Linked DNA regions of Homo sapiens: region 2 is linked to region 1. Evidence: chromatin loops called from intact Hi-C (ENCODE). Cell type or tissue: CD14-positive monocyte. All regions are shown on one strand. Links, peaks and the distances in the headings refer to the core of each region. The heading gives the core; the rest is flanking DNA. Region 1 has its middle 24 kb from the start of H3-5. Region 2 has its middle 26 kb from the start of H3-5.

Region 1 (16,386 bases), core at 4,656-12,655:
AGAGTGGGAGAAATTATTCACAAACTATGCATCCAACAAAGGACTAGTATTGAGAATCTACAAGTAACTCAAATAAATCAGCAAGAAAAAACCAAATAACACCATCCAAAAGAGGGAAAAAGACATGAACAGACAATTCTCAAAAGAAATATACAAATGGCCAACAAACATATGAAAAAATGCTCAACATCACTAATTATCAGGGAAATGCAAATTAAAACCACAATGAGATACCAGCTTACTCCTGCAAGAATGCCCATAATTAAAAAATCAAAAACTAATAGATGTTGGCATGGATGTGGTGAAAAGGGAACACTTCTACACTGCTGATGGGAGTGTAAAGTAAATGCAAACGCATTTACCACTACAGAAAACAGTGTAGAGATTACTTAAAGAACTAAAAATAGAACTACCATTCCATCTAGCAATCCCACTACTGGGTATCTACCCAAAGGAAAAGAAGTCATTATATGAAAAAGACACCTGCATGTGCATGGTTACAGCAGCACAATTCACAATCGCAAAGATATGGAACCAACCTAAGTGCCCATCAATCAATGACTGGATAAAGAAAATGTGGTATATATGCACCATGGAATACTACTCAACCATAAAAGGGAACGAAATAATGGCATTTGCAGCAACTTGGATGGAGCGGGAGGCCATTATTCTAAGTGAAGTAATTTAGGAATGGAAAACGAAATATTGTATGTTCTCACTTATAAATGGGAGCTAAGCTATGAGGATGCAAAAGCATAAGAATGATACAATAGACTTTGGACTTTGGAGACTCAGGAAAAGGTGGGAGGGGAGTGAGGGATAAAAGACTATAGATCGGGCACCGTGTACAATGCTCAAGTGACAGTTGCACCAAAATCTCAGAAATCACCACTAAAGAAAGTATCCATGTAAGCAAAACCACCTGTTCCCCAAGAACTATTGAAATAAAATAAAATATTTTAAAAATGAGTCCATCAATGCAGCAAACTTTTTTGTTGTCTGATTTGAAGAAGTTGCCACATCCACTCCAGCCTTCAGCAACCACCACTCAGATCAGTCAGAAGTCATCCATGTTGAGGCAAGACTCTCCACCAGCTTTTTGCTGATGACACAAGATGACAACTCAATTAAGGCTCAGATGATTGTTAGCATTTTTTCAGCAATAAAGTATTTTATAATTAGTGTATTTATGTTGCACATTTATGACATAATGTTATTGCATACCTAGTAGGTTACAGTATAGTGTAAGCATAACTTTTACATGCACTGGGAAACCAAAAAATTTGTGTGACTTGCTTTATCACAATATTCACTTTATGGCAGTGGTCTAGAACAAAACCTGATATCACAAAACCTGATATTCCTGATATATGGGCTTATCTCTGAAGTATACCTGTATCTCAGTGAAGATGTTATTATTTATTTATTTATTTGAGACAGAGTCTCACTGTGTCACCCAGGTTGGAATGCAGTGGCACGATCTCCACTTACTGCAACCTCCACCTCCCGGGTTCAAGAGATTCTCCTGCCTCAGCATCCGAAGTAGCTGGGACTACAGGCATGTGCCACCACACCAGGCTAATTTTTTTTGTATTTTTAGTAGAGACAGGGTTTCACCATGTTGGTCAGGCTGGTCTCAAACTTCTGACCTCAAATGATCTGCCCACCTCGGCCTCCCAAAGTGCTGGGGTTACAGGCGTGAGCCACCGCGCCTGGACAAAGATGTTACTTGCTTTTTTTTTGAGACGGAGTTTTGCTCTTGTTGCCCAGGCTAGAGTGCAATGGTGTGATCTCGGCTCACTGCAACCTCCGCTTCCCGGGTTCAAGCGATTCTCCTGCCTCAGCTTCCCCAGTAGCTGGGATTACAGGCACCTGCCACCACGCCCAACTAATTTTTGTATTTTTAGTAGAGACAGGGTTTCACCATGTTGGCCAGGCTGGTCTCAAACTCCTGACTTTAGGCTATCCGCCTGCCTCGGCCTCCCAAAGTGCTGGGATTACAGGCGTGAGCCACCGCGCCCGGCCAAAGATGTTATTTTCTATAAAGGCAACCGTTAGAACCTTCAACTCATTATTTTTAGGCTGACAAAAACATCTGTTATTATTATACCACACTATGTATTGTGAATAGTTTATTTTACAAGCATAATAGAGTATTTTGAAATTACACTCTGCTAGAACCCCTTGCTAGTTGTTAATTTTACCTAGAAAAGACTCACAGATTCTTTGTTAAAATAAGAAATCTAGCAAAGTCAGACTTTTCTCCCTACCACCCCACCCAACCCCATTATACACAAAAGAAAAGAGGAACAGTCCAGATGTGGTGGCTGACACCTGTAATCCCAGTACTTTGTGAGGTGGAGAGTTGGGCAGATCACCTGAGGCCTGGAGTCTGAGATCACCCTGGCCAATATGGTGAATTCTCATCTTTACTAAAAACACAAAAATTAGCCGGGCATGGTGGCCCGTGCCTGTAATCCCAGCTACTTGGGAAGGTGAGGCACAAGAATCGCTTGAACTCAGGAAGTGGAGGTTGCAGCGAACAACCACTGCACTCCATCCTGGGTGACAGAGCAAGATCTGTCTCAAAAAAAAAATAAATAAATAAAATAAAATAAAATATAAAAAAAAGAGATGAGAAACAAATGATCAGATTTGCAGAGTAATCTTTCAAGAATTTATCCTATTTACACATGCAGAAATGTCAATTACAACATTACTATCAGGGCAACAAATTATCAAGTAAAGCTACCAATCAGAATTATAATCTATGAGAAAGGAGTTCACTCAGCTTATTTCCAGGAGTACCTGGAGTCACGGTACCAACCCTTAGCCAACCACTTGGGGCTAAGTCCTTGGAGTTAACATAGTCACCAATGAAGTTGTTTTGTGCTCCTGAGGCACTGAGGCATGACATGCTCAATTGCCAGCACTGCCTAACACAAATATCAAGATGTGCCATGAGCACCTGCCTCCTGGGTAAAGATCTGCACCATAGATTGTCACGTGGGAGGAATGTGCCTTGTGCAACCAGACTCCTGTAAGAACTCCGGGACCTCAGACCTAAGTGGACTTACGTGGGCAGAGACATCTCATATATGTTCGTATAATTTGTAGTCGTGCCAAAAGCACCTTACTGTGACCAGCATGGAGGGAGAACCTAGAAGTCTGCACCTAATCTTTCGGGTCTTCTTGTAGGCATAACTTTTTTCTGCTGATCCTGTATAATATCCTTTGCTGTAATAGGCTTTTAGCCATGAGAATAACCTGTTACTCAGCCAAATGCGTCCTGACAAATCTCAAAAGTAGTATATTCTCAGGACCCATAAAGCACAAGCATTTTTCCAAAGGTAATTTTCAAGGCCAGGGCAAGTAAGTTTCTAAGTCTTAGTTTTATAAAACTCTTTTTTCAAAGAAAATGACTTACAATAAGAAACCGAAGATTCACACCACTCTCCATATTGCACAAAAGAGAAAAAAGATTGATATTTTTGTCAATATCGACCATTTGACACTTTACAAAATCAGATATTTTGAATATGTGTTATATCTCAGAAAGACATCCTCCTCTCTGTGCTATAGGGGAGAGGAGCATATCCTTTATTTATTTCCAAGACTTCTGTTAATTACAAAGGCTCACATTGATAAGCCAAGCTCTGGATTTTCATTAGTTAGCATTATAAGCAAAAAGCAGGCCTGTGAGATCAATTTTACTGGCATAAATGCAGTAAAGAATGAATAAGATATAATAATAACTGAAATACAGAGCCTATAGCATTATTTTTCCACAATATGTAATCACATATTTATAAATCTGAAAATAAAAGAAATATCATTAGAATGTCACTCTGTACAAATTTATGGCAATATGCACAAAATACACTAAAAGCTGCCTTATTTTTATGCAGTTGCATGCTCACATATATATTTCTGTAACAGACAATTTTACTTTGATGTGACAGGAGATAATCGATCTTGAAGTTAAAGATAATAAATTTGGGTGTGACTAAGGTGTATAAATTTCAGTTGATCTATATAGATTTATAGCAAGATGGTTAAAATGTGAGGTTGCTCATCAGAGGCATAGGGTTATCTTAATTATCTCTGATATGTAAATCATTTACTTTTCACAAAAGGCCCTCTTTCTTGTGTAAACACAAACAACCATAAATTAAAATAAGTAGCAGATGACTAGTATGCTATTTTATTTTGCTTTATGAACAAAAGTAAACCTGCTTTGAAGACACAAATAATCTTTCTTGTAAGTAGGTACGTATCCGGCACCTTATTACATAGAAGAGAGCACCAGCACCAGACCCTGCCAAAATGAAACAAAACAAGAACTGGCAAAATGATTGTTTCTAATATAAGCCAGGAAATTGTTTCACAGGTCAAGAATGAGGAAAACTTTTTTTTTTTTTCCTAAGATCTTACCTCTTATTGTCTTTAGGAGTTCCTGTTTATTATTGAGGTCATGTGTTTTGTTACCAGGTCAACTAGCTTACTCCTGCACTGATGATCCTGGAATGAAAGTTTTTTTTATTGAAAGTCTATTTGCAGCCAGGTGTGGTGGCTCACACCTGTAATCCCAGCACTTTGGGAGGTTGAGGCAAAAGGATCCCTTGAGCCCAGGAGTTTAAGACAAGCCTGGGTTACATAGTGAGACCCCATCTCTACAAAAAATAAAAAATTAGCTGGGCATAGTCTCAGCTACTCAGGAGACTGAGGTGGGAGGATTGCTTGAGCCCTGAAGGTGGAGGCAGCAGTGAGCTGTGATTGTACCACTGCGCTCGAGGCTTGAGGACAGAGCAAAACACTGACTCAAAAAAAAAAAAAAAAAAAAAAGAAAGAAAGTCTACATCCAATAGCCAGAAGTATGTCTCTAAGGTCCTTGACCTTCCAAGTATAATGCAAAACACAGAAGAGATTGTTTTAGAATGATAAATTTGACTACTAAGCAAAAAATTATGCATGGCATAAGTCACAATTAACAAAGCCAAAAGAAAAATGACAAATATTTAATAAGAATATCTGGAAGCACTCAAGATCCATTAAGGCAATTGGAGTGTAATATCAGGCAGAAAGAACTAGAATGTAACTGAACTCAATATATTGATTGGGTTCTAATCCTAAAATACTGATTTTTATACTGTCCAAAGAAAGTTTGCAATCAAAACAAAGGTCAGAAGAGATAAGTAAAGGACAGCCAGAGAGCAAGATTTTGCACTGATTAGCTCTCACTATTCAGAGTCCAGAGAAATTTACTATAGTGGACACAAATACTCTAGTTGTTCCATAGTTATATACTATTGTGGGATAAGAATGGTTTATTTCAGTTTGGATAAAGTATCTCTTAAAACTATATAACTCCTGTTATTCCAGTTTCACTCTCCTTTAAGTAAACTGATTCTGTCAATACTTACCAGTTACTGGACAGGCACAGCAGCTCACACTTGTAATCCCAACACTTTGGGAGGTTGAGGTGGGTGGATCACTTGAGGTCAGGAGTTCGAGACCAGCCTGGCCAACATAGTGAAAACCCGCCTCTACTAAAAATACAAAAATTAGCTGGGTGTGGTGGCGGGCACCTGTAATCCCAGCTATTCGGGAGGCTGAGGCAGGAGAATGGCTTGAGCCCAAGAGGTGAAGGTTGCAGTGAACCACCAAGATCACGCCACTGCACTCCAGCCTGGGTGATGGAGTGAGACTCTGTCTCAAAAAAAAAAAAAAAAAAAAAAAAAAAAAAAAAAAAAAAAAAAAAAGATACTTACCAGTTACCAAAAAGAGAACATGAAAAATATATGTAATTTTCACTATAAATTTTTCTGGTAGATATCCTGGCTTACATAGTTTCTTATGAGTTTGGTTATCATGAATTCTTTGGTTATCCTGGTATTCATGGAATCTCATCAATTCTGGATTCATTCACAATTTTGAATTTTCACGCCTGAGAACTGGGGACCAGACTATAAGTTGATAACTCTTAACATTTTCACCTCTGAGCCCTTGCCCAAGTAGCCAAATGATCTCAAGATATGTCTGTTTCAGTTAGCCTTTGTTGTATAACAAATCACCTCTAGCCGGGTGCAGTGGCTCATGCCTGTAATCCCAACACTTTGGGAGGCCGTGGCAGGTGGATCACAGGGTCAGGAGTTCAAGACCAGCCTGGCCAACATGGTGAAACCCTGTCTCTACTAAAAATATAAAAAAAAATTAGCTGGGCCTGGTGGCGGATGCCTGTAATCTCAGCTACCCAGGAGGCTGAGGCAGAGAATTGCTTGAACCCAGGAGATGGAGGTTGCAGTGAGACGAGATCGCGCCACTGCACTCCAGCCTGGGCGACAGAGTGACACCATCTCAAAAACAAAACAAAACAAAACAAAAAAACAAAAAAAACAAATCACCTCTAAAATTAGTAGCCTATAATGGCATCTGTTTATTGTTCATATTTCTGTGGGTTGAAATTTGGACTGGAATCAGCTGAGTGGTGCTTCTGCTGATCTCCCCTGGAACCACTTGACTTGTCATCTCTCTAAGATGGTCTTTTGTTTACATACGTAGCACTTGGTGCTATCAACTTGTATACTTCAGGCCGTGGCCTCATCTTTAATACGCTATACTGAGCTTCTTTATACAATAGTCTCAGGGCAGAATTCTAAGAGCAAGAGCAGAAGCCAGAAGACCTTTTCAAAATGAAATTCAGAAGTCATCACTTCTCCATTTTATTGGTCAAAGTCACAAGACCAGCCCAAGATTCAAGAGGTGGGTAAATAGACTTCACCTCTTTTCAGGAGGGGATACAAATAATCTGTAGCTTTATTTATTTACTTATGCGACAGAGTCTTACTCTGTTGCCCAGGCTGGAGTGCAGTGGCGTGATCTCAGCTCACTGCAACCTCCACCTCCTGGGTTCAAGCGATTCTCCCACCTCAGCCTCCCAAGCTGGGATTAGCCCGCCACCATGCCTAGCTAACTTTTGTATTTTTAGTAGAGACGGGGTTTCACCATGTTGACCAGGCTGGTCTCAAACTCCTGTCCTTAGGTGACCTGCCCACCTCGGCCACCCAAAGTGTTGGGATTACAGACGTGAGCCACCTTGCCCAGCTCCCTGTAGCTATATTTAATTACCCACAACTTGTAACACCGATTCACAATAGTCCCAATAATGTTCTTTATAGAAAAAGAAGATTCTCTGGTCTGGGATCCAATCTAGGTTCACACAGTACATTTAGTTGTCATGTCTCTTTGGTCTCAATCTGTAACAATTCCTTAGTTTTTCTTTGTCTTTCATGATGTTGACAGTTTAAAATTTTGTCTTTTGGATTATGTGATGTTTTGAATTTTGTAACATGTCCCTCAATTTGGCTTTGTTGGATATTTCCTTGTGATTAGATTCAGATTTTGCATTTTTGGCAAAAAACTATATAAGAGCTATTATGACCATCTCATTGCAGTACAGCAGGAGAAAATGATGTCAGCTTGCCCCATTATTGGTGGTATTAACTTTGATTAACTGTTTTCACTGTCACATTACTATTTTTCTTTTGTAATTAATTAGTGGTAATTAATTGTGTTATGATAAGATGCTCCTTATCAAACTTTCACTGACTAGTTGTAGTATCAATTAATTACATTTAAAAATTTAAAGAAGGGCCGGGTGTGGTGGCTCACGCCTGCACTCCATCCTGGGCGACAAGAGCAAGACTCTGTCTCAAAAAAAAAAAAAAAATTTAAAGAAGAAACATTGTTTTAAACTTAGATTCAAACATCAGTTTGCTACTTATCAGCTGTGTGACCTTAGGGCAACTCACCAGATGGCTCTGAGCCTCAGTTTCCTCATGTGTAGATTGTAGATAATAATATTTTTCTCATAAAATTGATGTGGGTAATACATATAAAGTACTTAGCAGAGCGATTACCATTTATTTTATTTCACTAGTTTTTACGGAAATTCTTTAAATTTTAGTAGTGTGTAGGAAGAGATCATCTTTGTCCTAATAGAGATTATACTCTAGTCTAGAGTAGAGGTGAGCAAACTTTTTCTGTAAAGAGCAGATGGTGGCTGGGCACCGTGGCTCACGCCTGTAATCCCAGCACTTTGGGAGGCTGAGGCCGGCAGATCACCTGAGGTCAGCAGTTCAAGACCAACCTGGCCAACATAGCAAAGCCCCATGTCTACTAAAAATACAAACATTAGCTGGGCGTGGTGGTGCATATCTGTAATCTCAGCTATTCAGGAGGCTGAGGCATGAGAATCACTTGAACCCAGGAGGCGGAGGTTGCAGTGAGCTGAGACTGCACCACTGCACTCCAGCCTGGGCAAAAAGAGCGAAATTCCATCTCAAAAAAAAAAAAAAAAGCAGACGGTAAATATTTTAGGAGCCAAATGGGCAATACATAAATGAATGCATTTTACTGTATTCCAAAAACTTTATTTATAAAACAAGTGGTAGGCTGGACTTGGCCCATGGGCTGGAGTTTGCTGATCTCTGGTCTAGAGCAAACAGACCAACAAGAAAATATAATTACAAACAAACAAAAAACCCAGCCAAACAAAAATAAATAAAAATAATTACAAATCATAAGTGTTCTGAAGGGAAAAGATAGGTTTTAGGGGATTATATAACAGTGACCTCACCTTGTCTAGAATGTCAGGAGTAGCAACGCTAAAGCAGTAGCATTTACACTGAGACCTAGAAAGCAGGTAGTCATTAACTAAATATGTGGTGGCAGGGAGCTTATCAGGCAGAGCAAATAGCATATTCTAAGGAAATGAGGGAGAAAGTTACATAACTTTTTCTTTCTTTTTTTTTTTTGAGACAGGGTCTCATTCTGTTGTCCAGGCTGGAGGGCAGTGGTGCAATCATGGTCAGCTGGAGCCTTAAACTCCTGGGCTCAAGCAATCCTCCTACCTCAACCTCCTGAGTAGCTGGGACCACAGGCGTTCTCCATCATGTCCAGCTATTTTTGTATTTTTTTGTAGAGATGGAGCTCTCACTATGTTGCCCAGGCTTGTCTTGAACTCCTGGACTCAAGTGAGCCTCCTGCTTCACCCTCCCAAAATGCTGGGATTACAGACATAAGCCACAGCACCAGCTGAACTTTTTTTTCTGAGACGGAGTCTTGCTCTGTTGCCAGGTTGGAGTGCAGTGGCAAGATCTCGGCTCACTGCAACCTCTGTCTCCTGGGTTCAAGCGATCTCCTGCCTCCGCCTCCCAGGTAGCTGGGACTACAGGCGCATGCCACCACGCCCAGCTAATTTTTATATTTTTAGTAGAGACGGGGTTTCACCGTGTTGGCCAGGATTGTCTCAATCTCTTGACCTTGTGATCCACCCGCCTCAGCCTTCCAAAGTGCTGGGATTACAGGTGTGAGCCACCGCACCTGGCCAGCTTTGAATTCTTAAAAAATGTTCAGCTGAGGCCAGACACGGTGGCTCACACCTGTGATCCCAGCACTTTGGGAGGCCGAGGCTGGTGGATCACAAGGTCAGGAGATCAAGACATCCTGGCTAACACGGTGAAACGTCGTCTCTACCAAAAATACAAAAAAATAGCCAGGCATGGTGGCGGGCGCCTGTAATCCCAGCTACTCAGGAGGCTGAGGCAAGAGAATCGCTTGAACCCGGGATGCGGAGATTGCAGTGAGCCGAGATGGCGCTACTGCACTCCAGCCTGGGCGACAGAGCCAGACTAAGTCTCAAAAAAAAAGAAAAAAGAATTCAAAGCCAATGTAACTAGAGGGCAAAAAAGAAAGAAAAATGATGTGGGGAATCTCTGAATGAATAATCATTTGTTAAAAGATTCCCCACATCATTTTTCTTACTTTTCTTGCTGTGTGCTAGGCATTATTCTAGCTAAAAGGAATACACTGGTGAACAAGACTAATAAGGTCCCTGCCTCTATGGAGTTGACATTTGGGATAGAGGTGGGTGTTGGAGATGGACAATAAACACGTGAATACATAATTACATATTTAATATGTAATTATATAGACGTATGTGCATGTGTAAATGAATGTGTTTACAAATTACAAGTACCAAGAATAAGATGCATTTTGTTCTTTGAAACAGGGTCTTGCTCTGTCACCCAGGCTGAAGTGCAGTGGTGCAATCCTAGCTCACTGCAGCCTCAACCTCTCAGGCAATCCTCCCACCTCAGCCTCCTGAGTAGCTGAGACTACAGGTGCACGCTACTACATCCAGCTAATTTTAAACAATTGTTTGTAAAGGTGGAGTTTCACCATGTTGCGCAGGCTGGTCTTGAACTCCTGGGCTCAAGTGATCCTCCCACCATGGTCTTCTAAATTGTTGGGATTACAGGTGTGAGCCACTGTGCCCGGCCTGGAGAGGGCTTTCTGAGGAAGTGACATTTGATCCAAGACTTGAACACTGAGAAAAGGCCAAATACATGAAAGCAGAAAGAAGAATGTTAACAACTGTGAAACAACAAAAGCAGATGCCCTGAGACAATAAAGAACCACTGCTGAGGAAGGAACCTAGAGGGAGCCAAAGGGAGAGGGCTGTGAAACAAAATGGGAGAGGCAGGCAAAGGCCAGATCACACAGCACTGGAGTTCATGGTGAGAACTTTGGACTTCATTTGAAATGCACTGAAAATCAAAGGCAAGATTTTACTGAAGGGAGTGTGACATTACATTTTAAAAAGATTATTCTGGGTGCAGTGTGAGGAATGCAATAGAGAAAAAACAAGATTGAAAGCAGAAAGGAAGTTAAAAGGCTTTTGGACTAATCAGGTGAGAAACTATAAGGTAGTTAAAATGAGGGTGGTGACAGTATAGATGGAAGGAAATGAACAGATTAGAAAGATACTTAAATGATAAAATTGATGGAACTTGGTGATTTGTTAGATATGAATACTAAAAGAGAAAGATGGTCCCCAAGCTCCTGAAAGGAGAAATTGGATGAATGTTGGTGCCATTCAATGGGATATTCAAGTGGAAATGTTAAATGTGCAGTTGAATATAGGCGCTCAGGCCGGGCGCGGTGGCTCACGCCTGTAATCCCAGCACTTTGGGAGGCCGAGGTGGGTGGATCATATGAGGTCAGGAGTTTGAGACTAGTCTGGCTAACATGGTGAACCCCATCGCTACTAAAAATAGAAAAACTAGCCGGGCATGGTGGTGCATGCCTGTAGCCCCAGCTACTTGGGAGGCTGAGGCTAGAGAATGACTTGAACCCAGGAGGCTTGAACCCAGGAGCCGAGATCGTGCCACTGCACTATAGCCTGGGTGACAGAGTGAGACTCCGTCTCAAAATAATAATAATAATAATAATAATAATAATAATAATAATAATAATAATAAAAGGAAAATAGGAGCTCAGAGGCTGGGCACGGTGGCTTGTGCCTGTAATCCCAGCTGTCTGGGAGGCCGAGGCCAGTAGATCGCTTGAGCTCGGGAGTTTGAGACCAGTCTGGGCAACATGGCAAAACCCCTTCTCTACAAAAAAATACAAAAATTAGCTGGTGCTTGGTGGCTCATGCCTGTAGTCCCAGACACTTGGGAGGCTGAGGTGGGAGGATGGCTTGAGCACTGGAAGTCAAGGCTGCAATGAGCCATGATCGCACCATTGCACTCCAGCTTGGGTGACAGAGTGAGACCCTCTAAAAAAAAAGGAAAATAGGAGCTCAGAGGAGAACTGGGGACATATTTATCCACAGGTGGTAATCAGAGCCATGGATGTGGTTAATAACCTGGCCAACGTGGTGAAACCCCGTTGCTAATTAAAAAATACAAAAATTGGCCGGGCATGGTGGCTCACGCCTGTAATCCCAGCACTTTGGGAGGCTGAGGTGGGCAGATCACCTAAAGTCAGAAGTTTGAGACTGGCCTGACCAATATGGTGAAACCCTGTCTCTACTAAAAATACAAAAATTAGCCTGGCGCAGTGGCGCACACCTGTAGTCCCAGCTACTCGAGAGGCTGAGGCAGGAGAATCACTGGAACCCAGGAGGCAGAGGTTGCAGTAGGCCGAGATCGCACCACTGCACTCCAGCCCGGGCAACAGAGGAAGACTCCATTTCAAAAATAAAAAATAAAAAATTAGCCAGGCATGGTGGCACACGCCTGTAATCCCAGCTACTCAGGAGGCTGAGGCAGGAGAATAACTTGAACCTGGGTGGCGGAGGTTGCAGTGAGCCAAGATTGCGACACTGTACTCCAGCCTAGGGGATAGAGTACGCACTCCAGCCTGGGGGATAGAGCGAGACTCTGTCTCAAAAAAAAAAAAAAAAGAAGAAAAGAATTAGCTGGGCCTGGTGGCAGGCGCAGCTACTGGAGAGGCTGAGGCAGGAGAATCGCTTGACCCCGGGAGGCTGAGGTTGCAGTGAGCTGAGATCGCGCCACTGCACTCCAGCCTGGACTAAGAGCGAAACTCCGTCTCAAAAAAAGACTGGCAGAAGAGCATAAACTGACAAAGGAGTCTAAAAAGAAATGAGCAGAGATGCAGGCAGAACACCAGGAGAGCATCATGTCACAGAATGCTGCTGAGAGTTAAGGAATACGAGGATTGAAAAACAGCCACTGGATGGAAAGACAAAGGGGTCATTGATAGCGTTGGGAAGAGTCATTTTGGGGGAGTGGATGAAGCTAGATTGCAGTGTCAAGGGAATAAGTACAAGTGACAGGGAGTGTAGATGACTGTGAGAAACGTAGACATAAAAGGGAAGAGAGATAGGCCACAGACTCATCCCTCCATAAATAACAGTTTTGTTATTACTATTTACTAGTCATTTTTCAAAAGCAAAACTTTGAGACATTTATTTACTTCCCCACATTACCAATTATTACATCATAATTCTGAGTGGCTGTCTTATATCTTCTCAGAAAAAGTGCACTATTGAGTGGCTGGCATCTCATAGAGAGCTTCAGTCTTTGGTCATAGCATTAGGAGCCCTTGGTTTCACAGGTCATTTAATAGATTGTTTAGGTACTTACACTTAAGATTTTCTTTCTTTTTTTTTTTTTTTGAGACTGAGTCTCGCTCTGTCGCCCAGGCTGGAGTGCAGTGGCACGATCTCGGCTCACTGCAAGCTCTGCCTCCCAGGTTCACACTATTCTCCTGCCTCAGCCTCCGGAGTAGCTGGGACTACAGGCGCCCGCCACCGCGCCCGGTTAATTTTTTATATTTTTAGTAGAGACGGGTTTTCACCATGTTAGCCAGGATGGTCTCGATCTCTTGACCTTGTGATCCACCCGCCTCGGCCTCCCAAAGTGCTGGGATTACAGGCGTGAGCCACTGCACCCGGCCTACACTTAAGATTTTCACCTAAGTATCCAATTTACTTGTTTAGTGGATTTTTTGATTAATTAATTTTTTTTGGAAACAGAATCTCACTGTCACCCAGGCTGGAGTGCAGTGGTACAATCATAGCTCACTGCAGCCTCGACCTCCCAGGCTCAAGTGATCCTCCCACCTCAGCCTCCCAAGTAGCTGGGAACACAGGCATGCACGACCATGCCCGGTTAATTTTTTTACTTTTTGTAGAGATGAGGTTTCACCATGTTGCCCAGTCTGGTTCTCGAACTCCTGGGCATAAGTGATCCACCTGCTTCGGCCTCCTAAAGTGCTAGGATTACAGGTGTGAGCCACTGTGCCCAGCCTTAATTAATTATTTTAACATTAATTTTATTTTTTTAAAAAATAAGCAGGCCAGGCATGGTGGCCCATGCCTGTAATCCCAGCACTTTGGGAGGCCGAGGCAGGCAGATCATCTGAAGTCAGGAGTTCGAGACCAGCCTGGCCAACATGGTGAAACCCCATCTCTACTAAAAATATAAAAATCAGCCGGGCGTGGTGGTGCACGCCTGTAGTCCCAGCTACTCGGGAGGCTGAGGCAGGAGAATCGTTTGAACCCGGGAAGTGGAAGTTGCAGTGAGCCGAGATCTCGCCACTGTACTCCAGCTTGGTGACAGAGCGAGACTCCGTCTCAAAAAAAAAAAAAGCAATACATCCAAATGCTTCAAAATTCAGAAAGAGGCCAGGCACGGTGGCTCACACCTGTAATCTCAGCACTGTGGGAGGCCAAGGCAGGCGGATCACCTGAAGTCAGGAGTTCGAGACCAGCCTGGCCAACATGGTGAAACTCCATCTATACTAAAAATACAAAAATTAGCCGGGTGTGGCGATGCACACCTGTAATCCCAGCTACTCGGGAAGCTGAGGCAGGAGAATCACTTGAACCTAGGAGGCGGAGGTTGCGGTGAGCCGAGATCGTGCCACTGCACTCCATCCTGGGCAAGGGGGAGACTCTGTCTCAAAAAAAAAAAAATTCAGAAAGAACTAAAAGTTCAGTGAAAGTTTACTTTTCACCGTATTCCTGAACCCCTAGTTTCCTTCCTGGGGCAGCTGTACTTTATTTAACCAGGAGCCTAGTGATGAACATTTGCTTGTTAACAGTCTTCTATTATGAATGAAACAATGGATAATCTTGTATATGTCATTTTGTGCATACGTGAGTGTCTTCAGTCTATTTCCCTAGAAGCTGAGACTGGTGGAGCTTCGTAGGCAAGTGATTTATTAGGAAAGTAGTCTAGGTAGAAATCTAGGAGGGTGAGGGAGGGAAGCAGGCCAGGGGAGGGGAAGAAGGAAAGCAAGAATGGTTTCAGGGGAAGTCTAGACTCAGCCTATTCCTACCGGGAGCCCTGAAGCATAAAGTGCAAGCAGAATCTGTCTGCCCTTAGGCAAGGGACCAGAACATTTGTACCCTACCATAGACAGTCACTGGTTAAAGCAGCACATAACTCCCATGAACTTCATGTCCAGGTGGCTCTAATCATCCAAGTCCAGTCCCCTGGGGTTGTAGGTACAAACCATTACCAGCAGCACCCACAGCTCCTGGGGGAATGGGCACCACAAAATGGTAGCAGGGATCCCCAGGGATTGAGGTGGGGACACCAACAGGTTTCTGCCACAGTGGATATGTTGATGAAAAGAGTCAAACTCTGTTAAATATTTGAAGAGATTTATTCTGAGCCAAATATGAGTGACCATGGCCCATGACACAGCCCTCAGGAGATTCTGAGAATATGCGCCCAAGGTGGTCGGGGCACAGCTTGGGTTTTTTTTTTTTTTTTTTTTTTGAGACGGAGTCTCGCTCTGTCACCCAGGCTGGAGTGCAGTGGCGTGATCTCTGCTCACTGCAAGCTCCACCTCCCAGGTTCACGCCATTCTTCTGCCTCAAGCCTCCCGAGTAGCTGGGACTACAGGTGCCTGCCACTGCGCCTGGCTAATTTTTTGTTTTAGTAGAGACGGGGTTTCACCGTGTTAGCCAGGATGGTCTCGATCTCCTGACCTCGTGATCCGCCCACTTTGGCCTCCCAAAGTGCTGGGATTACAGGCATCAGCCACTGCGCCCGGCCAGCTTGGTTTTATTCATTTTAGGGAGACATGAGTCATCAATCAAATACATTTAAGAAATACATTGGTTTGGTTCAGAAAGGCAGGACAATGCAAAGCCGGGGCTTCCACGCTATAGGTAAATTTAAATACTTTCTGGTTGACAGTTGGTTGAGTTTATCTGAAGGCCGGGGATCAATGGAAAGAAAATGTTCAGGTTAAGATAAAGGATTGTGGAGACCAAGTTTTATTGTGCAGAGGAAGCTCTCAGATAGCTGACTTCAGAGAGAGCAGGTTGTAAAATGTTTCTTATTGAACTTAGAAGGGTGCCTGGCTCTTAGCTGATTATCTCCTGGATCTGGAAAGGAAGGAAGGAAAACAAAGGGGGAAAGGGGATTCTCTACAGAATGTGGATTTTTCCCACAAGAGACTTTGCAGGGCTGTTTCAAGATATGGCAGAGAAACATGTTTTGCAGTAAAATATTTTGATTTTCTTCCTTGTTATGCCAGAGTCAGATTGGAAAGTAAGTCACAATATACAGGATTAAATAAAACCCATCTGATGAGAATTGATGATTTGTAGGGCATGACTCCCCAGACCCCTTAGATAGGAATTTGGGCAAAAAAAAAAATCAGAGCTTAGTCCTCATATATCACTATAGGATACATTCCTGGAGGTAAAATTGCTGGATGAAGTCAACACTATTAGTTGCCTATTTAAAAAATATCCCCCTCTACACATACACACACACACACACACACACACACACACCCCATTTTTTGTAATAGAACCCTGCTTTTATTTGAAATAGCCATGTGTTCAATTTAAAAACTCACTTTCCCATCCTCATTTGCACTTGTGCTGGTCATGTGACGCTGCTTTTAGCAATAAGATGAAGGTGGTGGTTTCTGAGGGTAGTGTCCTTTTCAGAATAAAAAGACAAAGCTTATTTGCCTTCTTCTTCCTTTACTTTATATTCCTCTTTCTGCCAGGAATATAAATGTGACTCTGTGGTGTCACGCGCATCC
Region 2 (16,386 bases), core at 4,720-12,719, 50 kb after region 1:
TATCTCCCTGTTCCTCATTCGCCCCTCCCCAGGGAAATAGGAGTGAGCAGTCAGACATGTGAGTTAGTAAGAACAGACTGAGCTCAGCCCTTCCTCCACCTTTCTAGACCTGTGTGTTACAGGGAGTGGATCTGCTTCCTATGACCCTGCCTTTGCTGAGAAGCCTGTGTTGTTCAGCTGTGCCAGCAACCAGGCGGGGATGTCTGGGGAAAGTGTGAGCCTGCCCACTTGGCCACATCTTCCAGTTGACTTTATTAAGGTGATATTTTGATGCTCACTTATCCTGACTCCTGTATTTCTCTCAATTGATTCTGAATTCAAGAGGAAGAAAGATACTCTGAATTCAAGAGGAAGAAAGATACTCTGAATTCAAGAGGAAGAAAGAAAGATAAATATATTAGCCCACCAAGGAAGGAATTTTTGGCTGGTCTAAACTTTTGCCCCAGACCCAGGGACCCTGGGGATATGACCTTAGATTTACCTTCTTGCCACTCTGCTCCCCAGAATGTATTGATACAAGATAAACTTGGAATGTTAGCAGGTCAGATTGCCCCTGGCTTACAGAAGCATTCATTGTGAAACCCCTGATTGATGAGTTGCAGCTGCCCTGTTAGGCATGTGATTTAGCACTTTCTCCCAGAGGCTATGCAGCAAGCATGGACTACACATAGGTAGAGAATGGAAAGGGTGGCTGCCCAGAGGTCAAGTCTTCTGCACACGCTTCAGCCTCACCTCTTGCAGCTGAGCATGCTGTGTGGTGGAGGGGCATGGAAGCTGCACCCAGCATTGCCAGACATCAGAAGGTCTCTGCTGTTTAGCTGTGTGCATTGTTTACCGTGTACCTTTTAAGGCTAAGTAAACTGTGACTTGTGAGTCTTTTTTTTAAAAATCAATTTTGATCTTAGGACTAACAGATATTGAGTAACATGTATAGCAAATAGTCCACTAAATTCCTACACCTGAGTCCTGCCCTTCAATAATTGGATTATTAAAGTTGTTTGTTCAATCACTTACTTGTAGTCAATTCTGTAGGTTAGCTCACCTGTCACTCATTCCAACTCTTATTTCAATTTTCCTTCCTTCTTTAGAGAAGGAGGAAAGCTAAAAACTTCCCTTCTCAGATTTCCTTGTAGCTAGGGGTGGTCCCATGACTCAATTCTGGCTAACAAAATGTAAGCTGAATTTTGCTGGTACTGCCTCTTCCATTTCTTTTTTCCTGCCTGGAACCGGTGAGGATGCCTGAGGCTCAGCAGTCATTGCTAAGCATGGTAGTGATCAGGACACTAGGGGTCAGTTTCCTTGCTGGCATTGTTGAGGCCATCACAATCAGCCTTGAGCTTCCCGTTCCCAGATTTCCTGCTATAGGAGACAGAGAGATCCCTTACTTGTTTAAGCGGTCAAGTGCAATTCTAACGGATATATTTATAAATTCAATTTCCACGTGTGGTAGGAAGAATAAAGGTCCCCTAAACATGTTCGTGTCCTAATCCTTGTGACCTGCAAATATGTTAACTTACATGGCAAGAGGGATTTTGCAGGTGTGACTAAATTAAGGCCCTCAAGGTAGGAAGAGTATCCTTGATCCTCCAGGCAGGCTCAAGGTAATTGTAAAGGTCCTTACAACTGAAAGAGGGAGGACGAAGGGGTTGTCAGAGAAAGAGATATGACAACAGAAGTAGGGTCAGAGAAACGTTTGTTGCTCGCTTTGAAGAAGGAGAAAAGGGGCTGTGAGCCAAGGAATGTGGGTAACCTCTAGAAGCTGGAAAAAGAAAGGAAACAGATTCTTCCCTAGAGCCTCAAGAAGGAATTCAGCTCTTCCAGTATCTTGGTTTTTAGTCTAGTGAGACCTGTGTCAGATTTCTAATATACTGAATCATAAGATGATAAATTTGTATTGTGTTAAGTGACTAAATTTGTGGTAATTTGTTACAGCGGAAGAGAAAATTAATACACTATATTATGACCTTTTAATATAAAATTATGATAGGTCAAAAGAAATTAAAATTTTCAGTGCAAGATTCCTCTAGTTTTTAAAATCAAGACCAAGCAAAAAAAGATGGAACTTTTTTTTTTTTTTTTTTTTTTTGAGATGGAGTCTCACTCTGTTGCCCAGGCTGGAGTGCAGTGGTGCTATCTCAGCTCACTGCAAGCTCCACCTCCCGGGTTCACGCCATTCTCCTGCCTCAGCCTCCCAAGTAGCTGGGACTACAGGCGCCTACCACCACACCTGGCTAATTTTTTTGTGTTTTTAGTAGAGATGGGGTTTCACTGTGTTAGCCAGGATGGTCTCGATCTCCTGACCTCATGATCCGCCCACCTTGGCCTCCCAAAGTGCTGGGATTATAGGCGTGAGCCACCGCGACCGGCCTTCGTTTTTAGAATTTAAAAAAAATCCCCACAAACCTAGAAAAAGACTGATTTTTTTTTTTTTTAAACAGAGTCTCACTCTGTCACCTAGGCTGGAGTACAGTGGCGTGATCTGGGCTCACTGCAACCTCCGCCTCCTGGGTTCAAGCGATTCTCCTGCTTCAGCCTCCCGAGTTGCTGGGACTACAGGCATGTACCACCATGCCCAGGTAATTTTAGTATTTTTTGGTAGAGACGGGGTTTCACCATGTTGGCCAGGCTGGTTTTGAACTCGTGACCTCAGGTGATCCACCCGCCACAGCCTCCCAAAGTACTGGGATTACAGGTGTGAGCCACTGTGCCCAGCCGAGACTGAAATTTTTATAGCATGGTACCAACTAAACACCAATGCTTGTTTTAAACCTGTTGTAATTGATCAGTGATAGCTCCTTCAGCAAACACATCTAGGTAACAGAAAATGAACTTCTGTAACCCATGCTTTTATGACTGATTTTCCAAACTACTCCTGCCTCAGTAACCAATACACCCCATAACAAACCCTTCCCATAAAGCCTATATGTTTTTTGAGACGGAGTCTCGCTCTGTTGCCCAGGCTGGAGTGCAGTGGTGCAATCTCGGCTCACTGCAAGCTCTACCTCCTGGGTTCACGCCATTCTCCTGCCTCAGCCTCCTGAGTAGCTGGGACTACAGGTGCCCGCCACCAGACTCAGTTAATTTTTTTGTATTTTTAGTAGAGATGGGGTTTCACCGTGTTAGCCAGGATGGTATCGATCTCCTGACCTCATGATCCACCTGCCTCAGCCTCCCAAAGTGCTGGGATTACAGGCATGAGCCACCATACCCAGCCAAAGCCTGTATTTTCTTTGTTCAACAAGACTAATCAGCATAGCTTTGGGTTGGTGATCTCATCCTTTGATATACTGTATATTTTTCCTAAACAAAGGGAGACTTCATTTAACAAGGGTCAAGGCAAATACAGAATATCTAGTAGATAAAAGCAGAGTACCAAGTTTTGTACTATTCAATGAAGGGAGGTAGGAAAGTGGTATATGATAATTTGTTTTAATTATGTGAAGAAATAACTTTATGTATTGGTTTGAAACTCTTGATTTTTTCCTATGTTTTTATTTGAAAAACAAAAATGCTAAAAATGAATAAAATCCTTCATGATCCCACCATCTTCATATTTGAAATATTTAAAAAAGTAAAAGTCTTCCCCTTGTCTCCTTTCTAGCAATCCCATCCAACAGATGTAATTGCTATTAATAATTCTAGCCAGGCGTGGTGGCACACACCTGTAGTCCCAGCTACTGAGGAGGCTGAGGCAGGAGAATTGCTTAAACCCAGAAGGTGGAGGCTGCAGGGAGCTGACATTGCACCACTGCACCCCAGCCTGGTCGACAGAGTGAGACCCTGTCTCAAAAAAATAAAATAAAAATAAAAAGTTGTGTGTATCCTTTCAGATGTATACTTAGGCACGGGGTGTTATAATAAATCTATTTTAACCAACTGCCATAGTTGCTGGGGCCTTTAGAACCTATTTTATGTAATTGGATATAGTTTAGTAACTTCAGCATGCTTGTGAGCTTCTTGAGAACAGCAGCCAGGATACACTAATCTCTGTATAACAGATAATATTAAATAATAGGTTTCCAGCAAATACTGACTAATTGAATTAAGAATTAGGAATTTCTCTAATAAGATCCCACTTAATCTCTGGTATAAGAATACAATTTGTGGTCCTAAAGAGATGTGGGTTCAGATACTGGATCCAACTGTAGTAGCCTCTCTGGCATCTGAATGTTTAAAGTTCTGGGACAGCCTTGCTCAAAGAATAGTCAGCTGGTGGTCTATCAAGTAGTCAAGAGAGTTTGGCCATTTCAGAGGAAAAAAATAAAGAAGTATAATAATTTTGTTCAAATACATTTTATCAATGTGAAATTAAGATTAAGAATTATTTTTGGCTGGGTGCGGTGGCTCATGCCTGTAATCCCAGCACTTTGGGAGGCCGAGGTGGGTGGATCACGAGGTCAGGAGACCAAGACCATCCTGGCTAACACAGTGAAACCCCATCTCTACTAAAAATACAAAAAATTAGCTGAGCGTGGTGGTGGGTACCTGTAGTCCCAGCTACTCGGGAGGCTGAGGCAGGAGAATGGTGTGAACCTGGGAGGTGGAGCTTGCAGTGAGCTAAGATCACACCACTGCACTCCAACAGAGTGAGACTCCATCTCAAAAAAAATTTTTTTTACAGAAATTCTGCTATATTTTCAGTGTATCATTTATTTTTATTTTTTTGAGACAGGGTCTCACTCTTGCCCAGGCTGGAGTACAGTGGTGAGATCATGGTTCACTGCAGCCTTGACCTCCCAAGTTCACTCTATCCTCTCACCTCAGCCTCCTGAATACCTGGAACCTCAGGAGTGTGCCACCATGCCCTGCTAATTTTAAAATTTTTTGTAGAGATAGGATCTTACCATGTTGTCCAGGGTTGTCTTGAACTCCTGGGCTAGAGCAATCCTCCCCTCTTGGCCTCCCAAAGTGTGGGATTACAAGTGTGAGCCACTGTACCCGGTCCATTATTTACTTTTAAATTAGATGTGACTTTCATAAGACTCAAAATTGAAAAAGGTTAAAGATAAACAGTATAAGGTCTCCCCCTAACCACATCCCCTAAGCCAGTATTGATCAGCATGTGTATCCCCTTACAGAGATATTTTACAGTATACAAGAAAACACACACACATACACAAATACACACACATTTTGCCCCCCGCCTTTTTTTTTTTTTTTTTGAGACGGAGTCTTGCTTTGTCACCCAGGCTGGAGTGCAGTGGCACGATCTCAGCTCACTGCAACCTCCACCTCCTGGGTTCACGCCATTCTCCTGCCTCAGCCTCCCGAGTAGCTGGGACCACAGGTGCATGCCACCATGCCTGGCTAATTTTTTGTATTTTTAGTAGAGATGGGGTTTCACCGTGTCAGCCAGGATGGTCTTGATCTCCTGACCTCGTGATCTGCCCGTCTTGGCCTGCCAAAGTGCTAGGATTACAGGCATGAGCCACCACACCCGGCCCATTTTGCTCTTTTTTACACAAGCAACATAAGCTATACACTTTTCTGCACCTTACTTGTTCCATGAAACAGTATATCTAGGACAATGGTCTCCTACTTTTTTGACACTAGGGACTGGTTTTGTGGAAGACAATTTTCCATGAATCAGGGTGGGGAGGGATGGTTTCAGGATGATTCAAGCGCATTACATTTATTGTGCACTTTATTTCTATCATTATTATATTGTAATATATAATGAAACAATTATACAACTTGCCATAATGTGGAATCAGTGGGAGCCCTGAGCTTGTTTTCCTGCAATAAGATGGTCCCATATGGGGGTGATGGGAGACAGTAACAGATCATCGGGCATTAGATTCTCATAAGGACACTCAACCTAGATTCCTGAATGCTCTGGTCATGATAGGGTTCATGCTCCTATGATAATCTAGTGCCACCGCTGATCTGACAGAAGGTGGAGCTCAGGTGGTAATGTGAGTGATGGGGAGCAGCTGTAAATACAGATGAAGCTCTGCTTGCTTGCTCACTGCTCACCACCTGCTGTGGGGTCCACTTCCTGACAAGCCACAGACCAGTAGGATTGGGGACCCCTGGTCTAGGACTCTCCTCCCTCCCTCCCTCCCTTCCCTTCTCTCTTTCTCTCTCTCTCTCTCATCTAGGACTCTTTCTTTCTCTCTTCCTTTCTTTCTTTCTTGCTTTCACTGTCTCTCATCTAGGACTCTCTCTCTCTCTCATCTAGGACTCTTTCTTTTTTTTCCTTCCTTCCTTCTCTCCTTCCTTCCTTCTCTCTCCCTCCCTCCCTCCCTCCCTTCCTTCCTTCCTTCCTTCCCTCTCCCTCTCTCCCTCCCTCCCTCCCTCCTTCCTTCCTTCCTTCCTTTCTTCCTTCCTTCCTTCCTTCCTTCTCTCTCTCTTTCTTTCATTTTCTCTCTTTCTCTCTCTTGTCTAGGACTCTCTCTCTCTCTCTCTTTTTTTTTTTTGTTGAGATGGAGTCTTGCTGTTGCTCAGCCTGGAGTGCAATGGTGTGATCTCGGCTCACTGCAATCTCTGCCTCCTGGGTTCAAGTGATTCTCCAGCCTCCGCCTCCCAAGTAGCTGGGATTACAGGCACACACCACCATGCCTGGCTAATTTTTTTTTTTTTTTGGATTTTTAGTAGAGATGGGGTTTCACTATGTTGGCCAGGCTGGTCTCAAATTCCTGACCTCAAGTGATCTGCCCGCCTTGGCCTCCTGAAGTGCTGGGATTACAGGTGTAAGCCACCCACCGCACCCAGCCTCTTTCTCTCCCTCCCCTCCTCTTTCTTTTAATTTTTAGTAGAGGTGGGGTTTTACCATGTTGGCCAGGCTGGTCTTGAATTTCTGACCTCCAGTATTCTGCCTGCCTTAGCCTCCCAAAGTGCTGGGATTACAGGCATGAACCACCATACCTGGCCTAGGACACTTTCCATATCAGTAGACAAAGAACAGCTTCATTCTTTTTCATAGCTGCAGAGAATTCTTGAATGGATACAAAGACTGTTTTCTTAATTACAAAGAAGATTTTAATAAATAGCTTTGTACAAATGTCAATTTAGGCTTTCCTCTTCGTTTTGACTAGTTTTCTATCATTTCCCTTCTTCATCAAACGTACGTTGAATTTTTATTTTTTTCTGTTTGAACTTTCAAATCAGCCTGTCTTTTTTTTAAAAAAATCCTTAGAATTTGGGAGAGGAGTTATTATAAATTAATTTAGAAAGAATTGAAGTTTTATCATGTTGAAGCATCCTATATTATCAAGTTATGCCTTTTTATTTGTTCAAACCTTCTCTTTTTTTGAGACAGTCTGGCTCTGTTGCCCAGACTGGAGTGCAGTGGCACAGGCTTGGCTTACTGCAACATCTGCTTTCTGGTCTGAAGCCATCCTTCCACCTCAGCCTCATGAGTAGCTGGGACTAAAGGCTCAAGCCAGTAACGCCCGGCTAATTTTTGTATTTTTTGTAGAGACAGGGTTTCACCATGTTGGCCAGGCTGGTCCCAAACTTCTGAGCTCAAGTGATCCACCCACGTTGGCCTCCCAAAGTGTTGAGATTACAGGTGTGAGCCACCACGCCTGGCTGCAAACCATCTTTTATTTCCTTTAGTAGCGAGTTTAAAGTTTTCTTCGTTTAGATTTTGCACATTTATTGTTAGATTATTCCCAGAAATTATTTTTCTGTTGCTATTGTAAATAGATGTTTTTGAACTGCTTATTGTTTGTATATATGAAAATGATTGATTTTGACTGTTAATGTCATGCTAGTCCACCTGAATTCTCTTATGATCTATAAAATTTTGTGTTTTTCTCTCAGGTTTTTCCATGTATATAATCCTATCATCTAGAAATAATTTATAAAATTACCACATCCTTTCCCTGTAAAACCATTTTTTCCCTTTTCTAAAAGTTTAATTCTGTTATAATAAACTTAAAACTTAACCATATTTTTGAGATATAATTCAAGCACAAATAAATTTCACCATTTTAAAGTGTGTAGGTCAGTGATTTTTAGTGTAGTCACAAGGTTGTACAACCATCACCACTAGTTTCAAAACATTTTTATCATCCCAAAGTGAAACTCCGTAGCCATTATTAGTCACTCCTCATCCTTCCTTCCCCCTAAGCTCTGGCAGCCACTAGTCTATAGTTTGTCTCTGTGGATTTACCTATTTTGGACATTTCCTATAAAAAGGGAAGCTTTTTGTATATAGCTTCTTTCAGTGAGTACAATGTTTTTGAGGTTCATCTATGTTTTAGCATCTTTCATACTTCATTCCTTTTTATGACTAAATAATACTCGATTTTATGGATATACCACATTTTGTTTATCCATTCATCAGTTGATTAACATTTCAGTTGTTTCCTTTTTTTGCTATCTTATATGAACATATGTTTTCAATTCCCTAAGGTACGTACCAAGGAGTGAAATTGCTCATCATATTAGTAATTCTAGGTTTAAGTTTTTTTTTTGTTTGTTTTTGAGACGGAGTCTCCCTCTGTTGCCCAGGCTGGAATGCAGTGGCGCGATCTCGGCTCACTGCAAGCTCCACCTCCTGGTTTCTCGCCATTCTCCCGCCTCAGCCTTCCAAGTAGCTGGGACTACAGGTGCCTGCCACCACGCCCAGCTAATTTGGTTTCTGTATTTTTAGTAGAGATGGGGTTTCACCGTGTGGCCTCATGATCCACCTGCCTCAGCCTCCCGAAGTGCTGGGATTACAGGCGTGAGCCACCACACCCGGCCTCTAGGTTTACCTTTTAAAGGAACTCCCAAACTGTTTTTTTACTACCATTTCATATTTCTACCAGCAATTTCCATGGGTTCCTATTTCTCCACAACCTCATCAACACCTGTAATTGTTTTAAAAAATTATTATACGGCTGGGCCCAGTGGCTCACACTTGTAATCTCAGCACTTTGGGAGGCTAAGGCGGGTAGATCGCTTGAGGTTGGGAGTTTGAGACCAGATCGGCCAACATGGTGAAATCCTGTCTCTACTAAAAATTTAAAAAATAGCTGGGCATCGTGGCACATGCCTGTAGTTCCAGCTATTCAGGAGGCTGAGGCATGAGAATTGCTTGAACCCGGGAGGCGGAGGTTGCAGTGAGCTGAGATGGGATCACACCACTGCACTCCAGCCTGGGCTACAGAGTGAGACTCCATCTCAAAAAAAAAAAATTAAAAGTTAAAAAAATTAGAGTAGCCATCATAGTGGGTATGACTTAGTATCTCCTAGTTTTGATTTGTAATTCCCTAATGATTAGCAGCATTGAGCATCTTTTCATATGCTTATTGGTCATTTGTTGTCTTCTTTGAAGAAATGCCTATTCAAATCCTTTGTCTTGGCCTGTGGATGGCTCATGCCTGTAATCCTTGCACTTTAGGAGGCCGAGGCAGGCAGATCACTTGAGGTCAGGAGTTCAAGACCAGCCTGGCCAATGTGGGGAAACCCCGTCTCTACTAAAAATAAAAAATAAAAAATAAATTAGCTGGGCGTGGTGGCGGGCGCCTGTAATTCCAGCTACTCTGGAGGCTGAGGCAGGAGAATCACTTGAACCTAGGAGACGGAGGTTGCAGTGAGTGGAGATTGCGCCACTGTACTCCAGCTTGGGGGACAGAGCAAGACTTCATCTCAAAAAAAAAAAAAAAATCCTTTGTCAATTTTTTAGTTGGGTTGTCTTTTATTGCTGAATTGTTAGAGTTTTTTATATATTCTAGATACAAGTTCTTTTTTTTTGAGACGGAGTCTTACTCTGTCCCCCAGGCTGGAGTGCAGTGGCACGATCTTGGCTCACTGCAAGCTCCGCCTCCCGGGTTCACGCCATTCTCCTGCCTCAGCCTCCCGAGTAGCTGGGACTACAGGCATGCGCCACCACGCCCGGCTAATTTTTTGTATTCATAATAGAGACGGGGTTTCACGGTGTTAGCCAGGCTTGTCTCTATCTCCTGACCTTGTGATCCACCTGCCTCGGCCTCCCAAAGTGCTGGGATTACAGGCGTGAGCCACCATGCCCGGCCAATTCAAGTTCTTTACTAGAATGACTTGCAAATATTTTATCCTTTTCTATAGGTTGTCTTTTCAGTTTCTGGATAATGTCCTTTGTAGCACTAAAGTGTTTAATTTTGGAGTAGATCAATTTTTCTATTTTTTTCTTTTATAGTTTGTGTTTTTGGTGCCATAACTAAAAAAACATTACCTAATCCAAGGTCACAGGGATTTACATCTATGTTTTCTTCTAAGAGTTTATAATTTTAGCTCTTATGTTTAGGTCCTGATCCATTTTGAGTTAATTTTTGTATATAGTGTATGGTACTCAGGTGCCAAATTCATTATTTTGTATGTAGATATCTAGTTGTTCAGAACCATTTGTTGAAAGATTATTCTTTCCTCCATTGAACTGTCTTGGCAGCCTTGTTGAAAATCAATTGATGCAAGAGTCTGGGTTTATTTCTGGACTCTCAATTCATTGTCCTCAACTACATGTCTATTCTTATGCCCATACTACAGTCTTGATATTATAGCTTTAAGCAAAGTTTTGAAATGGGGAGGTGTGAGTCTTTCAATTTTTAACTTTTTCAAGATTGTTTTGGTTATTCAGGGCCCCTTGCAGTTCTATATGTATTTGAGGATCAGCTTTTACATTTCTGAAAAAATTAAAAATGCTGTTGGAATTTTGACAGGGATTGTGTTGAGTCTGCAGATTAATTTAAGAAGTACTGATATCTTAACAATATTAGATATTCCAATCCATGAAAACAGATGTTGTTTCAACTAGTCTTCTTTCTTTTTCTCTTTTTCTTGCTTCTCTTTTTGGTTTTCAGTAGGATCTTGCTCTGTCACCCAGGCTGGAGTACAGTGGCGCGATCATAGCTAACTACAAACTCAAACTCCTGATCCTCCTGCCTCAGCCTCCTGAGTCATCTCTTTCAATGATCTCTTTTTCAGTATGAGTCATCCATTTCTTTTGTTTGTTTGTTTCTTTTTTTTTTTTTTTTTGAGACGGAGTCTCACACTGTTGCCTGGGCTGGAGGGCAATGGCACGATCTCAGCTCACTGCAACCTCCACCTCCCGGGTTCAAGCAATTCTCCTGCCTCAGCCTCCCGAGTAGCTGGGATTACAGGTGCCCGCCACCACACCCAGCTAATTTTTTTGTATTTTTAGTAGAGATGAGGTTTCACTATGTTGGCCAGGCTGGTCTCGAACTCCTGACCTCATGATCTGCCTGCCTCGGCCTCCCAAAGTGCTGGGATTACAGGTGTGAGCCACCTTGCCTGGCTGAGTCATCCACTTCTTTTGTTAAATTTGTTGCAAAGTATTTTATTATATTTGATGGTATTATAAATGGAATTATTTTCTTAATTTTATTTTTGGATTGTTCATTGTTACTTTATAGAAATACAACTGATTTTTGTATATTGATCTTGCATTGTTGCACCATTCTGAGCTTGTTTATTAGCCCTAATGGATTTTTTGTGAATTGTTTAGGGATTTTTATCTCATCTGCAAAAAAAGATAGTTGTCCCTCCTCTTTTCCAACCTAGATGCCTTTTATTTTATTTTCTTGCCTAATTGCCTTGGCTAGAACTTCCAGTTCAATTTTGAATGCAAGTGATGACAGCAGGCATTGTTGTCTTGTTTCCAATAACTTTTAACTTCTAATTTTCCCCCAAATATAAAGATAAACACATTAGATAGAAAAATATTACTGATAATAGTAGTCATCATTATTTAAAATCTTTTGTTAATGGGAGTACTTCTAATATTTTCCTTTGAACATAAGCTGTCTTGAGGTTAAAATAGATTCATATTAAGGAAATGTCTTCTATTCTTTTTTTTTATTTTTCAAATTTAATTAAAAAAATTTTTTATTTCCTCATTCTTGCTGTCAACTTATATTCTTATTCTTTTATGATCATTTTTGATTGAAAAGTAGATGGGCCAGGCACTGTGGTTCACATCTATAATCCCAGCATTTTGGGAGGCCGAGGCAGATGGATCACTTGAGGTCAGGAGTTCGAGACCAGCCTGGCCAACATGGTGAAACCCCATCTCCATTAAAAATACAAAAATTAGCAAGGCATGGTGATGCATGCCTATAATCCCAGCTACTTGGGACACTGAGGCAGGAGAATCACTTGAACCCAAGAGGCTGAGGTTGCAGTGAGCTGAGCTGAGATCGCACCACTGCACTCTAGCCTGGGTGAAAAAGCGAGACTCTGTCTAAATAAATAAATAAATAAATAAATAAATAAATGTTAAAAGGTTTTTTTTTTGTTTTTTTTTTTTGAGATGGAATCTCACTCTGTCGCTCAGGCTGGAGTGCAGTGGTGTGATCTCAGCTCACTGCAACCTCCACCTTCCAGGTTCACGTCATTCTCCTGCCTCAGCCTCCAGAGTAGCTGGGACTACAGGTGCCTGCCACCACGCCTGGCTAATTTTTTGTATTTTCAGTAGAGACAGGGTTTCACTGTGTTAGCCAGGATGGTCTCAATCTCCTGATCTCATGATCTGCCCACCTTGGCCTCCCAAAAGCTTTTAATCAAATTATTTTTCAAAGTCTGTTGAGTTGATTGTCCTTGGGTCTCTTTATAAAATAGATTTCCTAATAATTTATTATCCTTGTATTTCTGAAATAATCCCCATTTTTGTCCTTTCATTCTTGTAAGGTATTACAGGATTCTTTTTCCTAGTACCTAGTATTATTTCATCAATACATATAAATGAGATTAGTGCTCAGGTTTTTTTCTACACACCTTGTTAGAGTTAGTGTCAAACTATTCTTGCTTCATAGAAGTATTTTAGATGGTTTCTTTCTTTTTTTTATGTGTTAGAAAAGCTCACATAGCTTTGGAATTGTTTCCTTAAAGGTGGAATATAACCACCTATGAAAATATCTAGACCTGGTACTCCTTTTGTGGAATAGCTCTTTATACTTCTTTTATGGTAATTATTTGCTTATTTAGATTTTCTGTTTTTTTTTTTAAGATCAGTTTTGGCAAGTCATACTTTCTTTAAAAATAATCCATTTTATCTAGAATTTCCAAATTATTGCATCAAGTATATTTTAGCTGTTTTTCCTAGTTAACTTAGCTAAAAGCCTATCTTTTTTATTTTTCAAGTAACCAGCTCTTGGATTATATATTTAATTCTACTTTTTTTCTAATTAAGTAGTTTCTATTTTTATTTTTTCAATTTCTTTGCTTTCTTAGCTTTGTTTGGCTGATCTTTAACTTCATTCATTTTGATGCTTTCCTTCTTTCTTTCTTTCCCTTCCTTCCTTCCTTCCTTCCTTCCTTCCTTCCTTCATCTTCTTTCTTTCTTGATGGAGTCTCGCTCTGGAGTGCAGTGGCACGATCTTGGCTCACTGCAATCTCCGTCTCCTGGGTTCAAGTGATTTTCCTGCCTCAGACTTGTGAGTAACGGGGATTACAGGTGCCTGCCACCATGTCCAGCTGTTTTTTGTTTGTTTGTTTGTTTGTTTTTTTGAGACAGAGTCTCCTCTGTCGCCCAGGCTGGAGTGCAGTGGCACGATCTCGGCTCACTGCAAGCTCTGCCTCCCGCGTTCAAGCGATTCTCCTGCCTCAGCCTCCTGAGTAGCTGGGATTAGAGGCATGTGCCACCATGCCTGGCTAATTTTTGTATTTTTAGTAGAGGCGGGGTTTCAGCATGTTAGCCAGGATGGTCTCCATCTCCTTACTGCGTGATCCACCCACCTCAGCCTCCCAAAGTGCTGGGATTACAGGCATAAGCCACCGTGCCCGGTCCTCACCTACTTTTTTAGTAGAGACAAGATTTCACCATGTTGGCCAGGCTGATCTTGAGCTCCTGACCTCAAGTGATTTACCCACCTTGGCCTCCCAAAGTGCTGGGATTATAGGAGTGAGCCACTGCACCTGGCCTATTCTCTTATTAACTAATACAGTGAAGTTTTCCAGCTGCCTTACGATTTGTTCACCTGTGGATGTGACCTACTTTGAATATTTGTAGAGCCAGATTCTAAGATACGTTTGTGTCAACATGACTTGGAATATATGCAATTTATATCTGCTTAAAAGCCAAAATCATTTAAGTGTGCACAGATAGCCAGTAACAGGGATGGTTAAACTTAGTGCTTCATGTAACTTCAGTCTGCTTTGACAAGGACAGCTAGGCCCTCAGCTTTATGCAAACTTTCTGCATTGTAACTTGTTTGCTCTCTCTCAGACCCAAACCCCACTCCATATACCTATCCACCAACTAAACTGTGCTGCCTTGTCCTTCCTTTTCTTTTTTGACACAGTTCATTAAGTTCAAGACTTCCCCTAGCAAACTGAATACACCCTTTTCTCTTTTCTCTTTCCACAGCTGCCTTTGCCACAGTTTCTGCTCACACACCCCTTCCCTGAGAGGTTTCTAGCTTAGGCTTTGAGTGTCTTCCTATTGTCATAGCCTCCTTTGATAAAGTCTTGCCTTGCTGAGGTCTAGACTTGCATTTTTGCTTTGGCACCACAAGAGATACTTTATTCCTAGAACTCCACTGATTTTTGGATAATTTTGCTGCTAGTGACTTTTGCTTATTAAATAGTATAACTATTTTACACATGCAGCAGGTTTTTGGACTCCCACAGTACAATCCCTAGATACAAATCCGGATCAGTATACATGTCATTATGGCATATTATTAAAGTATTTATTTTTACATTTTTTGTTTTGTTTCTTCCTTTTTTTTTTTTTTTTTTTGAGACAGAGTCTTGCTCTGTCACCTAAGCTGGAGTGTAGTGGTGCAATCATGGCTCACTGCAGCCTCAACTTCCCAGGCTCACGTGATTCTTCCACCTTAGCCTTCCCAGTAGCTGGTTCTACCTGCGCTTGCCACCACGCCAGGCTAATTTTTTTGTAGAGACAGGGTTTCGCCATGTTGCCCAGGTTGCTCTCAAACTCCTGGGCTCAAGCAATTTACCCGCCTCGGCTTCCCCAAATGCTGGAATTACAGGCGTGTGCCACCATGCCCAGTCAAATTTTTTGCTTTGTTTCTTTTTTTTTTTTTTTTTTTTTTGAGATAGAGTCTCGCTCTGTCGCCCAGGCTGGAGTGCAGTGGCGTGATCTCGGCTCACTGCAAGCTCCGCCTCCCGGGTTCACGCCATTCTTCTGCCTCAGCTCCCGAGTAGCTGGGACTACAGGCGCCCGTCACCACGCCCGGCTAATTTTTTTGTATTTTTTTAGTAGAGACGGCGTTTCACCATGTTAGCCAGGATGGTCTCGATCTCCTGACCTCGTGATCCACCCACCTCGGCCTCCCAAAGTGCTGGGATTACAGGCGTGAGTCACTGCGCCCGGCCTTGCTTTGTTTATTAATATTGTTATATATAAAGTTTCAGTGCCGCAAAAGAAATAGCACTCGAATATAAAATTTTCTTTTTAATTCTCAGCAAGGCAAGGTACTTCTATAGAAGGGTGCGCCCTTACAGATGGAGCAATGGTGAGCACACACTTGGACAAGGAAGGGGAGGGGGTTCTTATCCCTGATTCAGGTGGCCCCTGCTGCTGTGTCATTCCCCTATTGGCTAGGGTTAGACCGCCCAGGCTAAACTAATTCCGATTGGCCAATTTAAAGAGAGTGATGGGGTGAGTGGTTTGGCGGGAAAAATGGTTATGACAGAGCAGGTAATGGGAATGAGTCAGGGTGGAGCAGGTCATGGGAATGAGTCAAGGTGGAGCAGGTAATGGGAATGAATCAGGGTGGAGCAGGTAATCAGAACGCGTCAGGGTGGAGCAGGTGATTGAAATGAGTCAGGTTGGAGCAGGTGATTGAAATGAGTCAGGTTGGAGCAGGTGATCAAAATGAGTCAGGGTGGAGCAGGTAATTGAAAAAGGTTGCTTTATGAGGAAGTTTAAAAGTAGAAGGTAAATAATTGAACATACTGACATATTCTTTGAAAACAAGTTTAGAATTCATATCTAACAATATGACTTTTTTTTTTTTTGAGACGGAGTCTCGCTCTGTCGCCCAGGCTGGAGTGCAGTGGTGCAATCTCGGCTCACTGCAAGCTCCGTCTCCCGGGTTCACACCATTCTCCTGCCTCAGCCTCCCAAGTAGCTGGGACTACAGGCACCCGCCATCACGCCCGGCTAATTTTTTGTACATTTAGTAGAGACGGGGTTTCACCATGTTAGCCAGGATGGTCTCGAACTCCTGACCTCGTGATCCAGCCGCCTTGGCCTCCCAAAGTGCTGGGATTACAGGCATAAGCCACTGCGCCCAGCCAACAATATGACTTTTATTACTAAGTTCTGCATTTGTAATGAAGCTGCCCCTGCAAAATTATGACAGTAAAAGAAATCTGATGTAATTGACTCCATCCTGCTTCTTACCTCCAAGCTGTTCTTGGTCATACCTGGGCACAGACCAAGCTAACTCTGGGAGGAATGTAGTTGTCAATAGTTTAACTTCGGGC

What was found. A loop is a pair of places that touch in the nucleus more often than their neighbours do. Peaks named below come from ENCODE experiments on the same cell type or tissue, not always from the same donor. Only the 100,000 strongest peaks of a DNase experiment are listed, where the experiment ranks them.
Region 2: a loop joins it to region 1, with 2.0 times the contacts of the local background. A loop is called at or near these places in 5 of 110 quality-filtered maps.

Annotation. Positions count from the first base shown.
Region 1 is chr12:31,807,634-31,824,019 of GRCh38, reverse strand. No RefSeq gene overlaps it. Among named protein-coding and RNA genes, the nearest start is that of H3-5, 24 kb to the right of the region's middle. In CD14-positive monocyte, for the core only: no CTCF peak of the experiment used is centred there; no DNase peak of the experiment used is centred there; H3K27ac peaks cover 339 bases.
Region 2 is chr12:31,757,775-31,774,160 of GRCh38, reverse strand. No RefSeq gene overlaps it. Among named protein-coding and RNA genes, the nearest start is that of H3-5, 26 kb to the left of the region's middle. RefSeq lists a silencer at 7,231-7,444. In CD14-positive monocyte, for the core only: no CTCF peak of the experiment used is centred there; DNase peaks (open chromatin) are centred at 8,050 and 10,840; H3K27ac peaks cover 1,239 bases.